Regions from separate parts of the Homo sapiens genome. Here region 2 is linked to region 1. A link is a contact called in ENCODE Hi-C or POLR2A ChIA-PET data. All regions are on one chromosome and are shown on one strand. The core of a region is the stretch at or near the end of the contact, and the rest is flanking DNA. Distances in the headings are between cores, read along the strand shown. Region 1 overlaps BCAP31 (B cell receptor associated protein 31). Region 2 overlaps HCFC1 (host cell factor C1).

Region 1 (7,132 bases), core at 3,150-5,649:
CGCGCCTGGCCTGCTTTGTTTTTTCAGTGTTTCCTGCAAGCTGCAAATGGGCTGTGTGGCCATAAGGCTGGACAAGAGCATCACACAGAAAGCCAAGGTCCTCTAGGGTCACAGCCACCATCTTAGATTTAACTCTTAGACTAGCAAGGAGTATATATTTCTGGCAAAATTCCAGAAATGATTAACTAGATCGCTTATGGGCAACTGGTGAATCCACACTGATCTCTGGGATCACCGTTTCCTTTTCTAAGAAGTCACGCAAGACCAACCTCATGGCTTTTTTGGATCAGGCTACTGGATGGGAACACGGGAGAGTGCGGCAGCTGAGCCACCACGCCCAGCCTCCACATGCTTTTTAAAAACATTCCCGTGTTTAAAAAAAGTTAACCACGGGGCTTTTAAGCACCACATGCTTTAAATGCCCCTTGGTGACTTGAGTGTTCTACTCAGTTTATCATGAATGTTTTTCTGGGACAACTGACCTGTTTCCAGCATATTTATTTATTTATTTATTTATTTATTTATTTTTTTTGAGACAAGGTCTCGCTCCATCACCCAGGCTGGAGTGCATTGGTGTGATCATGGCTCACTGCAGCCCCGCCCTTTTGCCTCAGCCTCCCGAGTAGCTGGGACTATAGGCATGTGCCACCACGTGCTGCTAATTTTTTAATTTTTTGTAGAGACAGAGTCTTGCTCTGTTGCCCAAGCTGATCTCAAACTGCTGGGCTCAAGAAATCCTCCCACCTCATCCTCCCAAAGTGCTAGGATTACAGGCATGAGCCACTGTGCCTGGCCTCTCCAGCGTTCTTGAGTGTTCTTGAGTGTCTACCCAATTCCTCATTGGTGGATGTCGAGCCTGCAGCTCTGTTTCTGATGTCATAAACAGTGGCCTCAGCTAGTCAGCTTTCTTTGGGCCTCCTGATCCTCTTGGAGCACCCATGCCACTCCTATTATCTGTCTCTTTCTTTTTTGTTGCTGTTGATTTTTTTCTTTTTCTTTTTCTTTCTTTCTTTCTTTTTTTTTTTTTTTTGAGACAGAGTCTCTCTGTGTCGCTGAGGCCGGAGTGCAGTGGCACAGTCTTGGCTTACTGCAGCCTCCTCCTCCTGGGTTCAAGCAGTTCTCATGCCTCAGCCTCCCAAGTAGCTGGGACTACAGGCACATGCCACCACGCCTGGCTAATTTTTGTATTTTTAGTAGAGACGGTTTTGCCCTGTTGGCCAGGCTGGTCGTCTCTGACTCCTGGCCTCATGTGATCTGCCCACCTCGGCCTCCCAAAGTGCTGGGAATACAGGCATGAGCCACCACACCCACCTCTCTTTCTTTCCATGTTCTTTATGTCCCACTGAGAGGCTCAGTTCTTGAACGCGAGCAGGTACTCATGGCGCGAGCAGGTACTCATGGCCCGAGCAGGTTAGATGGTTAGGAGTTAAGGGTTCCAGACTTCGTATGCAACTTTTCTGCGTGGTAGAGAGCCTGCCTAGTGGGTATTCCAGTACTGCTGGCATGCAGTCACCTGTGTGGATTAACATTTTGCAAGGGTGTATGGGTTGGAGTGGAGCAGGAGAGCCTGAAGTGGGGAGACCAAGTTGGAGGTTGTCAGTGAGACTTGCTGGGAACCTGAACGGGGGCAGTGGTACAGTGGTAGTAGAAGTGGGGTGGAGGGGACAGAGCTGAGAGGCCCAGGTGGAGTTGAATCAGCAGGCTTTTCCAGTCTCTGGGAGTCTGAGATGATCTTGGTTCTGCTGTGGACTTGCGGAATCGAGGACGCAGCCCCCTGCTGGAAAGGGAGCTCTGGCTGCCCATGGAGTAACACTATCGTGCTAGGTGTGAGGGCTGGTTGCAGAGTGGGACTTCTGGCCAGGCCTGGGGGCAGCAAGGAAAGGAGGGGACAGGGAGAGCAGGGTTGAGCAGGGGAGGCCTGGCAGATGAGCAGGATAGGGTGCTTCCGGGCAGTCGAGCTTGGGTTGCTGGCTTCAGAGGCATTGAGGCCAGGGCAAAGGGAATGTGCTGGCAGGATGGATTCCAGCCTCCAGCAGAGCGATAGAAGATCGGGGAGCAGAAGGAAGAGGGAAGCAAGATCAAGAAGGAGGATGTGAGCAGGTTAGTGGCCAAGGAGGGGAGCACATTCTGGAGAAGGCCTGGTGCTTGGCACTAGTTTTCAGCGGGACTGGGCTCAGAACACATAGGAGGTTAGCCTGAGAGCTCCCGAGTAGCCTTTGTAATTGGGAAAGGGGGCCTGGCCTGAAAGGAAACATCACACCTAGAAGCAAGTCTGTACCCTTGGCCCCCCATAGTCTGCTGCTGCTGCCTGGGATAGCAGTGGGAGAGTCCCAGCTTCCCAGCCAAAGCCTTCTGAGCTTTTGTCCTGCCTCTGCCACTACTGTCTCAGTCCTGTCACTTGACCCAGAAGCCTGGGGCTGCTCTGCCCTTTCTTCTTGTCCCATGTGACTGCCCAACCATCGTGGCCATTTCTCAGTGTGTGGCCCAGCAGGGTGAGGCGCTTTCACGGTGTCAAGTAGCCAACCTCCAGAAGTCTTCAGCCTGCAGAGCTGGACTCCACCCATGAAACAGCCTGTAGATGTCACCTCCTAAGCCTCTCTCTCACAACCCTTGGGACCACTGCTGTGGTGGGGCCACCACCATCCCGTATAGACCAAGCGGGCTCCCTGCCACCTGCCTTCCCCCCTTTGGCCTGTGCACCCCACTTCCAGTGGCTCGCTATCACATGGATCCTCCAGGACGCGGCTCCCCCACAGTCTCTGCTTCGGCCTCCCCCTGTCATGAAGCAGTCATGTGGGTCTCATGGGAGAGCCTCACGTAACACATGCTCTCCCCCAACTCGATTCTCTGAGCATTTTGGGGACCTCTGTGCGGAACACCCCCTCCAGCTGCCGGCCCAGCCGGCACCTCCTCTTCGTGAATCTCCGAGGCTTCCCTGTGGAGCCTGTTCCGAGGGGCCCACACCATGTTCCCGGCTGACCCATAGCGCTGTCCTCGGGTCCCAGGGCAGCCTGCACACGCAGCTCTGAGGTGTGGCACTTGGCAGGGTTGCCCATCGTGGAAAACCTGGGCTCTTCCCCTTCAGACTGTTCAGCTCAGTGCCAAGGGCCTGGCACATATGAAGGGCGCTGAAACATTTGGTGACTGAATGGGCTGTCCCGGGCTGACGGCGACAGCTTTAGGTGCGTGCCTGGGTTGAACTTGTTGGGCTTTTTAGCCAAGAAGCCCAGCTTTTCAGGTCTTAGGAGCTATGACAGTTTGTGAAGGCGGGTCCATCGGGGCCACCTCCAGGGGACCACACTGGATGAGCCACTGGTTTCCACTTGTGGAAGACTCCGGCAGTCGCTCCTGTTCCCTTCCTGCCAACCTTGCACTTCGGGGGCACAGCTAGCGAGAGGCCCTCTTGAGTCTTGGAGTGTGTTGGGGACGGCAGCTCCCTCTGGGCTGGGGTTTGTGTGTTCAGAGGACCTGCACTGCCTTCTCTGCCTTACTCAGCTTAAATGACGGTCAAGGTTAGGCCCAAAGTGCTGGTTAGCAGCCAGTCGCAGGAAGGCCCCTGTTTGTGTGGAAGCCCCCTGAATTTTTGCTGACCTGAACTTGATCCACAGGCATCTTTTGTTTCCTCTTTACCCCTCCAGGGTAGAATCCCATCGCTGCCATTAGCCCAGATGGAGCTGCCCGTGCTTCTCTGCTGAGCTGCTTTTTCTTCTTTTTTAGGTTGAGTCATCTAATCACAGACTACCTTTGCCTAAGTTGTCTTACCTCAGTCGGTTGCTCTCTACCCTCCAGCTTACCCCAAACCCCTCAGATAGCTGGTTTTAAAAAAGATACACAGCAAAACCCCAGAAACCCAGCTGGTCTGTGTCACTTGTTCTCAAGAAGAAGGGAGGACAGGCCAGACCCACACCTGCCCCTTTGCCCTGCGCTTAGTGCACTGTCCTCAGGATGGGTGAGCTCCATCTGGGTCGTGGGCTGGAGCTGCCACAAGTCATGTTCTCATTTGAAACGGCCTCCATTTCCCCCAGCTCTAGCCCTCCTCTTCCCGTCTTCTCCAGCGTCTGTGTGCTGGGAGGCTACAGGGAAGGCCACGCAGCTGTACCAAAATGGACTTGGGGCAGCCCTTTGGGGCAGCCTTCTCGGGTCTGCTCTAGGTGACTCTCCCAGTTGTAACCTGTTTTCCTGATTCCAGACTGGTGGGTAAGAGTCGCTGAGGGCAGTGGAAGCCCTGGTGTTAGTCATTCTTCTTCACTGAAGCCTTCCTGAGGCGTCACCTGACTTGCTTCCTTGCCTGGGCGCTGCCTCATTTTTTTTCTTCCACAGCTGGGGCGTGTTCACCCAGAGTCCACTGGCCACCCTGCGGTAGGCCTGGAAAGTCAGCAGGTGGCGCTGGGACACCGGCTTTCTGCCGGCTGGGGGCTGAGGAGTGAGCTTATGTGAACACCATGTGTATGCAGGGGCTGGGGGTTGAATGACTTGACTCGCCTGAAACCCGTCAGCAGGGCGGGCCGGGGGTGGCCACAGCATGGAATCTTTTGGTCGGGACTTGCTCCTTCTCCATTTCCTATTAAGCCCGTGTCCTCTTCCCCTTGCTCATGGGGGAAGACAGGGCTGCTGAAAAGTGCTTATGAGCCATGGCTCTCTCCATTTGATATGGTTGGCCCTGTTTCTCTAGTCTGTGGAGAGGTTCTGTTTCTCCTGCCTTCTCTGGTTTACTCAACCTTTTATAAAAGCACGATAGCCCTGCTCAGTGTCCAACAACATTCTATCAAGAAAGCCCAGTCAGATTGAGGCATTGGGGCTGCCATGTGTCTTCCAAGGCCACATCTGGATTCTGTTAAGTTTCGTTCACTGGCCTTTTTTTGGACCCCAGGCCATTCTATTGGTGACCACCCTGTATCTGTAGGAGTTGCCTTTGGCTCTTAGGTTCTTTCCTGTTTTCTGGAAATGAATAGCTAAGAACAGTGATTCGGGTAAGACTACTTGGGAGATCCAGCAGAGGCAGAAGCTAAAGGCCATGTTCGTGCCCTGTCCTGGGGGCCTGGGAAGCTACAAGGGAACAGACAAGCGCACGTTAACGTGCCTGAGTGACCCAGTGTGAGGGAGCGGGAAAATGTTCTAGAAGGCTGGCTCCCAGGCTGAAAAATGCCAGTGATCAGAGAGGACCTGGTCTGCATTGCTTGGGCCCTGGGTGGGGGTTGAGGGTGTGAGGATGCAGAGGCTGGAGCTCTGGGTTGTGCCTTCAGGTCGCGGCAGTGAATGTTTTTTCCCCCTGCAGCCATGAGCCTGGCTTGCCCATCAGAACGGGTCTGAGACGGCGCCTTCCCACTCCTGTCTTCTGTCTCCTCTGTTGCTAGACTGAGCAGCTCTGTGTCTGCCTCTGCCCCTCTTGGTGCCAGGCTCCCAGGTGAACACAGGTGCAGTCTAGGCCCAGGGAGATTCTGTCCAGCCTTACGTGCAGCCTCAAATCTGTCCCCTCACCTGTCAGGGAGCATTTCCTCTCCTGGGAGTGGGATCCAGTCATCTGGAAGCCCAGCCCCGCGCCCTCCCCCCCTTTTTTTTTTTAGCTATACTTGCTGGAGTGGGCGGAAGACCCCTTTTCAGTGTGCCAGGTATGGGAGTGCAGAGATGAAGGCACAGTGCCCAGCCTAAAGACCTTCATAGCCTGGTAGGGCAGCCATATAAACGGATGGCAGCCACGCAGAGAACAGAGAATGAGGTAGTTACATGCGGGTGCCTGGGGGGCTGCTGCAGGAGCCCCCAGAAGGCGTCCCTCTGATGGGGTGGGAGATCCAAAAGGGTTTCTGGGGGGAGGTGAGGATTGAGCTGGGTCGAGAGGACATTCCGGCCTGGAGAACTGCCACACAGAGCCAGGCGTGTTCCAGGAATGGTGAGGGGTTAGGTGTTACTAGAGCAGGGGGCCACGTGGTTAGTGAAGGAGGAGAGCTCACTGAGGGCATGCGTGCTGGCAGCAGGTGGCTTAAGCAGAGGGCTGACATGGTCGGATTTGCCTTGCTCTGGGAGGTGGATGGGAAAGCCGTATGGCAGCAGATAGGGAGGAGGCGCCAGCAGTGGGGATGATGGTGGGCATGTTTGCAGTTGACATGGAAAGTGCTGGGTTGTGGCTTGGGCTGGGGGCCAAGAGGGCTGAGTCCAAGGCGGTTTGCCTGCCCACCACTACAGCAGGGGCTACACGAGGTGGTCAGGTCAGGCAGGACAAGGGAAGGCCCGTTTTGGACAAGCTGAGTCTAGAATGTCTCTGGGGACATCCAGGAGCCAATGTTTAGCAGGAGGTTAGGTATGAGTCTGGGCCACAGAGAAAACCCTTTCGGGGATAAGAGTGGCTGGGAGGAAGGTATAGGGTGTCAGCTGAAGAGTGCAGACCCCAGAGGGAGCAGAATAACAGTGGGAGGAGGGTGTTGCGAGGGGACCTCAGGAGGGTAACTTAGCAGCAGAGCAAGGAGTTCAGGGTGACCTCCGGCCTGGGCGGTTAGGAGGCCACTGGTGGCCCTGCTGCTGGCTTGGAAGGGCAGGCCTTGGCCAGCCTAGGTTGAGGAATATATGGGAGGGAAAAGACCAGGGGCTTGGGCAGGGTGACTCCAGGAAGGAGGCAGTTGAAGGTGAGGTTCCTGGGGGGAGAATGATCCCGGGTCATCCAGCAGGAAGAGAGAGGACCTAGAAGGTGTGAAAAAGAACTATCGGGCTGGGGGTGCAGTGGGAGGAGTATGCCCGGGGTGCTGTGGGGGTGGGGAGCGCCTGTGAGGGTTGGCAAGAGGAAGGGGAACCGGGGCCTGGCAGAGGGGAGCCCCAGACTGTCTCAAGGCTGGGAACTGAAGGCCTGGGCTGGGGCTGAGCAGGGCCAGGCTTTCGGACACACACAGCGTGGATCTTGCGCTGGACTTTGTGTATGCCCTGGCCTATCTTGGAAGCCCTGGTTCTCAATAGCCGGGAAGGGCCTGGGACGGTCCGAAAAGAGCTGGGCCTCTGCTGCACTGCCGCGGAAGCATTTGTGTTAGCTATCTCCCTGGGTACTGGGGTGACAGCCATGGGCACTCACCAGCAGCCGCTTGCCTGGCCTGGTGGCGGGGAGTATAGCCTTCAGTCTTGCTTGGTCCTCTCTCTACCACCAGGTGGC
Region 2 (5,545 bases), core at 2,360-4,859, 240 kb before region 1:
CCCTCACAGAGCCTGTCTCCCCTGGGCCCCACTCTCCCATCCAGGTGTGACCAGCAGTCCTGGCATCAAGTCCCCCATCACCATCATCACCACCAAGGTGATGACTTCAGGAACTGGAGCACCTGCGAAAATCATCACTGCTGTCCCCAAAATTGCCACTGGCCACGGGCAGCAGGGAGTGACCCAGGTGAGGCACTCCCAGCCGTCTCTCAGCCCAGTGTCCTAGTGCAGTCCACCCCAGCACGCCACGCAGGTCCTCCCGACAGGCCTGGGAGGGGCAGCATCGGTGGCATCTACCAGCCTGGTGGTGACGTTGGTGGCACTTTCCTCTGGTGTTCCAGGTGGTGCTTAAGGGGGCCCCGGGACAGCCAGGCACCATCCTCCGCACTGTGCCCATGGGGGGTGTTCGCCTGGTCACACCCGTCACCGTCTCCGCCGTCAAGCCAGCCGTCACCACGTTGGTTGTGAAAGGCACCACAGGTGTGTACCCATAGGCCAGGTCCCCTGCCACCCCTAGATTATAACGAAGCAGGGCTGGCCTTCAATCCCCATGGCACAGCTGGGTGGCACAGCAGCTCCTCTCTCCCGAGCCTTCTATGCAAGCAGCTCCAGAGTGCCCCAGCCTGTGCAGGAGGAGCTGCTGGGAAGGAGACAGCAGCAGCCTTGGCCCAACTCTTGCCTCCTTTCCTTCAGGTGTCACGACCCTAGGCACAGTGACAGGCACCGTCTCCACCAGCCTTGCCGGGGCGGGGGGCCACAGCACTAGTGCTTCCCTGGCCACGCCCATCACCACCTTGGGCACCATTGCCACCCTCTCAAGCCAGGTGATCAACCCCACTGCCATCACTGTGTCGGCCGCACAGACCACGCTGACAGCGGCAGGCGGGCTCACAACCCCAACCATCACCATGCAGGTAGGGCAGGGCCTGAGGCCACGTGTGGGCGAGGGACCCCACACAAGTGGAAGCACGTGAGGCTCACGCCGTCCGTCCACAGGCCTTTCCTTCCTGGTGTTGCGCTGCTGCCGGGTGCAGCCATGGCAGGCCTTTCCTCACCTGGGGCATTTTCCCTGGTGTCACATGGTCCCTGTGTCATAGTCCGTGGTTTGGCTGTCATGGTTTGGCCATGCCTGGTGTTTGAACACCGGGTTCTTCCTCTCGCAGTGTTCTACAGGACGCCGCAGCTCGTCTGCATGTGTGTGCAGTGTTCTGTTCATACATATTAAGGAAAACGGTGAAACGTTTGTTGTTGGCCTTTGAGCATTGAGGGGGATTTCCATTCTCTGACAAAGGACTTGACTTCAGCCAGCCTCCTGCCTTCCCCTTGCCCTGTCCTCACAGCCTCTTCCTCATCCCAGTTGCCTTTGAGGCAAAGTGGTGCCTCTTCCCTGGCCTCTGAGCAAGTCAGTGTCTTGGGGGCAGGGGTGAGTGGGTCTTACGTCTGCCAGGGCCGTTGAGAAGTGGTCAGTGGTCCCAGCCTGTGTGGTGACAGTGCAGGACAGTGGGAGGGACAGGCAGACAGCCAGCTGCAGCACTAACTCTCCTCCTCGTGTGTCTCCCCAGCCCGTGTCCCAGCCCACCCAGGTAACTCTGATCACGGCACCTAGTGGGGTGGAGGCCCAGCCTGTGCATGACCTCCCTGTGTCCATTCTGGCCTCCCCGACTACAGAACAGCCCACCGCCACAGTTACCATCGCCGACTCAGGCCAGGGTGATGTGCAGCCTGGCACTGTCACCTTGGTGTGCTCCAACCCACCCTGTGAGACCCACGAGACTGGCACCACCAACACGGCCACCACTACTGTTGTGGCTAACCTTGGGGGACACCCCCAGCCCACCCAAGTGCAGTTCGTCTGTGACAGACAGGAGGCAGCTGCTTCTCTTGTGACCTCGACTGTGGGCCAGCAGAATGGTAGCGTGGTCCGAGTCTGTTCGAACCCGCCCTGCGAGACCCACGAGACGGGCACCACCAACACCGCCACCACCGCCACCTCCAACATGGCCGGGCAGCATGGCTGCTCAAACCCACCCTGCGAGACCCACGAGACGGGCACCACCAACACTGCCACTACAGCCATGTCGAGCGTCGGCGCCAACCACCAGCGAGATGCCCGTCGGGCCTGTGCAGCTGGCACCCCTGCCGTGATCCGGATCAGTGTGGCCACTGGGGCGCTGGAGGCAGCCCAGGGCTCTAAGTCCCAGTGCCAAACCCGCCAGACCAGCGCGACCAGCACCACCATGACTGTGATGGCCACCGGGGCCCCGTGCTCGGCCGGCCCACTCCTTGGGCCGAGCATGGCACGGGAGCCCGGGGGCCGCAGCCCTGCTTTTGTGCAGTTGGCCCCTCTGAGCAGCAAAGTCAGGCTGAGCAGCCCAAGCATTAAGGACCTTCCTGCGGGGCGCCACAGCCATGCGGTCAGCACCGCTGCCATGACCCGTTCCAGCGTGGGTGCTGGGGAGCCCCGCATGGCACCTGTGTGCGAGAGCCTCCAGGGTGGCTCGCCCAGCACCACAGTGACTGTGACAGCCCTGGAGGCACTGCTGTGCCCCTCGGCCACCGTGACCCAAGTCTGCTCCAACCCACCATGTGAGACCCACGAGACAGGCACCACCAACACCGCCACTACCTCGAATGCAGGCAGCGCCCAGAGGGTGTGCTCCAACCCGCCATGCGAGACCCACGAGACGGGCACCACCCACACGGCCACCACCGCTACTTCAAACGGGGGCACGGGCCAGCCCGAGGGTGGGCAGCAGCCCCCTGCTGGTCGCCCCTGTGAGACACACCAGACCACTTCCACTGGCACCACCATGTCGGTCAGCGTGGGTGCCCTGCTTCCCGACGCCACTTCTTCCCACAGGACCGTGGAGTCTGGCCTAGAGGTGGCGGCGGCACCCAGCGTCACCCCCCAGGCTGGCACCGCGCTGCTGGCTCCTTTCCCAACACAGAGGGTGTGCTCCAACCCCCCCTGTGAGACCCACGAGACGGGCACCACTCACACGGCCACCACTGTCACTTCCAACATGAGTTCAAACCAAGGTAAGTGAAGGTGGCCAGCCTGGCTTTCATGGTCTCCCAGCCCCCCAGGCTGAAAGGCCAAGACAACGATGGCGGGGGTCCGTCCAGAGTCCACCAGTCAGGCTCCTTGGCACCCAATTTACCAGTGGGGAGAGCTGGGGCGTCCTGGCTGTACCTGAAGCAGACAGAGGTCTCCAGGAGCCTGTCCTGCCTTATCTGGCCCTCCCCTTGGTGGTAGAGGAAGCCTGTGGTGGTCAAGCCAAGTACAGGCCGGGGGGGCTCCTGCTGAGCAGCCGCCTGCCTGTCGCCCCCACAGACCCCCCACCTGCTGCCAGCGATCAGGGAGAGGTGGAGAGCACCCAGGGCGACAGCGTGAACATCACCAGCTCCAGTGCCATCACGACAACCGTGTCCTCCACACTGACGCGGGCTGTGACCACCGTGACGCAGTCCACACCGGTCCCGGGCCCCTCTGTGCCGGTAAGAGCCCAGGGGGCCGTGTTCTTCCCCGCCTTCCCGGCCTACGCCCGTGCAGTTCCACACTCAGACGCCAGATGTCGCTCTTGTACCAGGCATGGGGCCGCTCCTGGTCCCTTTTCCGGACCATAAAAGGGCAGCCTCGGTGCCTGCTGCGGCAGGAGGCAGGAGCCTCACCGTCCCCCGCATCTCTGGGGCGCTTTTATTTCTGGGACTGGTTCTCATCGCGTGTCACTTCACCGCAGCCTGTATAAGACATGGCGGGGGTCTGAGTGCCCATTTGTCCAGGCCAGGGTGACTGAGGACGGGTTAAACCTGACCGGGGGTCTCAAGGGCCTTTCTCCTCATGCTGGTCAGAGAACCACTGTCCCCTCCCTATTTAACATGGGCTGGAGCTGGCCCATCAAGAATGAAAACTTAGGCCCACAAGGAAAGGTGAGGGCTGGCTTGCTTCTCAGCCCTGCTGCCTGGCTCTGGCCCCTCTCCTCCCCTCTGACAGGGGCTTCTCTCCCTTTCTAGAAGATCTCATCAATGACTGAGACTGCCCCAAGGGCTCTGACTACTGAAGTCCCCATCCCGGCCAAAATAACAGTGACCATAGCCAACACAGAAACTTCTGACATGCCCTTCTCTGCTGTTGACATCCTGCAGCCCCCAGAGGAACTCCAGGTGTCGCCAGGTCCTCGCCAGCAGCTGCCGCCACGGCAGCTTCTGCAGTCGGCTTCCACAGCCCTGATGGGGGAGTCCGCCGAGGTCCTGTCAGCCTCCCAGACCCCTGAGCTCCCGGCCGCCGTGGATCTGAGCAGCACAGGGGAGCCATCTTCGGGCCAGGAGTCTGCCGGCTCTGCGGTGGTGGCCACTGTGGTGGTCCAGCCACCCCCACCCACACAGTCCGAAGTAGACCAGTTATCACTTCCCCAAGAGCTAATGGCCGAGGCCCAAGCTGGCACCACCACCCTCATGGTAACGGGGCTCACCCCCGAGGAGCTGGCAGTGACGGCTGCTGCAGAAGCAGCTGCCCAGGCCGCAGCCACGGAGGAAGCCCAGGCCCTGGCCATCCAGGCGGTGCTCCAGGCCGCGCAGCAGGCCGTCATGGGTGAGTGCCGGTGCAACCCTGGGGAAGCCGGGCCGCTCGGGGGAGCAATAGGCCGCGGAGACAGCCTGGGAAGAGGAGCCCATTTCCCTCGAGGGTGGCATGAGCCAGATGTGATGGGGAGGACGAGCACAGGGGACCCCAGGCAGGCCAAGTAGTAGAGACTGCCGTGTAGAACAGGCTGGCTGGGGTTAGCGCCTGGGAAACAGGCAGGGCCCCTCGGCCAGGGCTTAGCCTACAGTGGAGCACGGTAGGAGGTGGACGGGGTCTCTAGGACAGGCTTTGGGGGCCTCCGCCCGGGCTGCCCGCTTCTGGCCAGCCTTCCTAGTAAGTAGTGTTTCTCTCGACCCTGGAGCAGGCACCGGCGAGCCCATGGACACCTCCGAGGCAGCAGCAACCGTGACTCAGGCGGAGCTGGGGCACCTGTCGGCCGAGGGTCAGGAGGGCCAGGCCACCACCATACCCATTGTGCTGACACAGCAGGAGCTGGCTGCCCTGGTGCAGCAGCAGCAGCTGCAGGAGGCCCAGGCCCAGCAGCAGCATCACCACCTCCCCACTGAGGCCCTGGCCCCTGCCGACAGTCTCAACGACCCAGCCATTGAGAGCAATTGCCTCAATGAGCTGGCCGGCACGGTCCCCAGCACTGTGGCGCTGCTGCCCTCAACGGCCACTGAGAGTAAGCGACTGAGGGCGAATTGGTGCTGGGGTGGTGGGGGCACCCAGGGAGGTGAGGGCAGGACGGGAGGCTCGGTCTCACTTGGGAGCCAGGTTTCCCGAGTCTTTCCCGCTGACACCTTCTTTCTTCCTAGGCCTGGCTCCATCCAACACATTTGTGGCCCCCCAGCCGGTTGTGGTGGCCAGCCCAGCCAAGCTGCAGGCTGCAGCTACCCTGACCGAAGTGGCCAATGGCATCGAGTCCCTGGGTGTGGTGAGTCGGGTGTGTTGGGGCTCCTGAGT

The links. A loop is a pair of places that touch in the nucleus more often than their neighbours do. ChIA-PET counts read pairs that join two places held with the same protein, here RNA polymerase II (POLR2A). Pooled maps may share reads with other maps.
Region 2: a map of PC-9 shows a loop between it and region 1 (4-fold over the local background). The contact joins two enhancer-like sites. A Hi-C loop is called at or near these places in 1 of 168 maps with a recorded cell type or tissue (PC-9) and 3 of 50 pooled maps. POLR2A ChIA-PET finds 5 or more read pairs at or near these places in 4 of 52 experiments (GM12878, H1, K562 and 1 more).

What each region holds. Positions count from the first base shown.
Region 1 is chrX:153,705,803-153,712,934 of GRCh38, reverse strand. The region is part of intron 4 of BCAP31 (B cell receptor associated protein 31); the gene reads left to right. Among named protein-coding and RNA genes, the nearest start is that of BCAP31, 15 kb to the left of the region's middle. RefSeq lists enhancers at 4,227-4,521, 5,509-6,009. Within about 2 kb of position 4,399, at least 3 of the 41 ENCODE cell types and tissues checked have a DNase peak (open chromatin) inside an H3K27ac peak, as active enhancers do.
Region 2 is chrX:153,951,560-153,957,104 of GRCh38, reverse strand. It overlaps HCFC1 (host cell factor C1), which reads left to right. Exons shown (of 26, transcript NM_005334.3): 14 at 45-187; 15 at 342-480; 16 at 694-914; 17 at 1,563-3,039; 18 at 3,335-3,498; 19 at 4,147-4,591; 20 at 4,947-5,264; 21 at 5,398-5,516. Among named protein-coding and RNA genes, the nearest start is that of RENBP, 9.7 kb to the right of the region's middle. RefSeq lists an enhancer at 3,413-3,652. Within about 2 kb of position 3,609, at least 10 of the 41 ENCODE cell types and tissues checked have a DNase peak (open chromatin) inside an H3K27ac peak, as active enhancers do.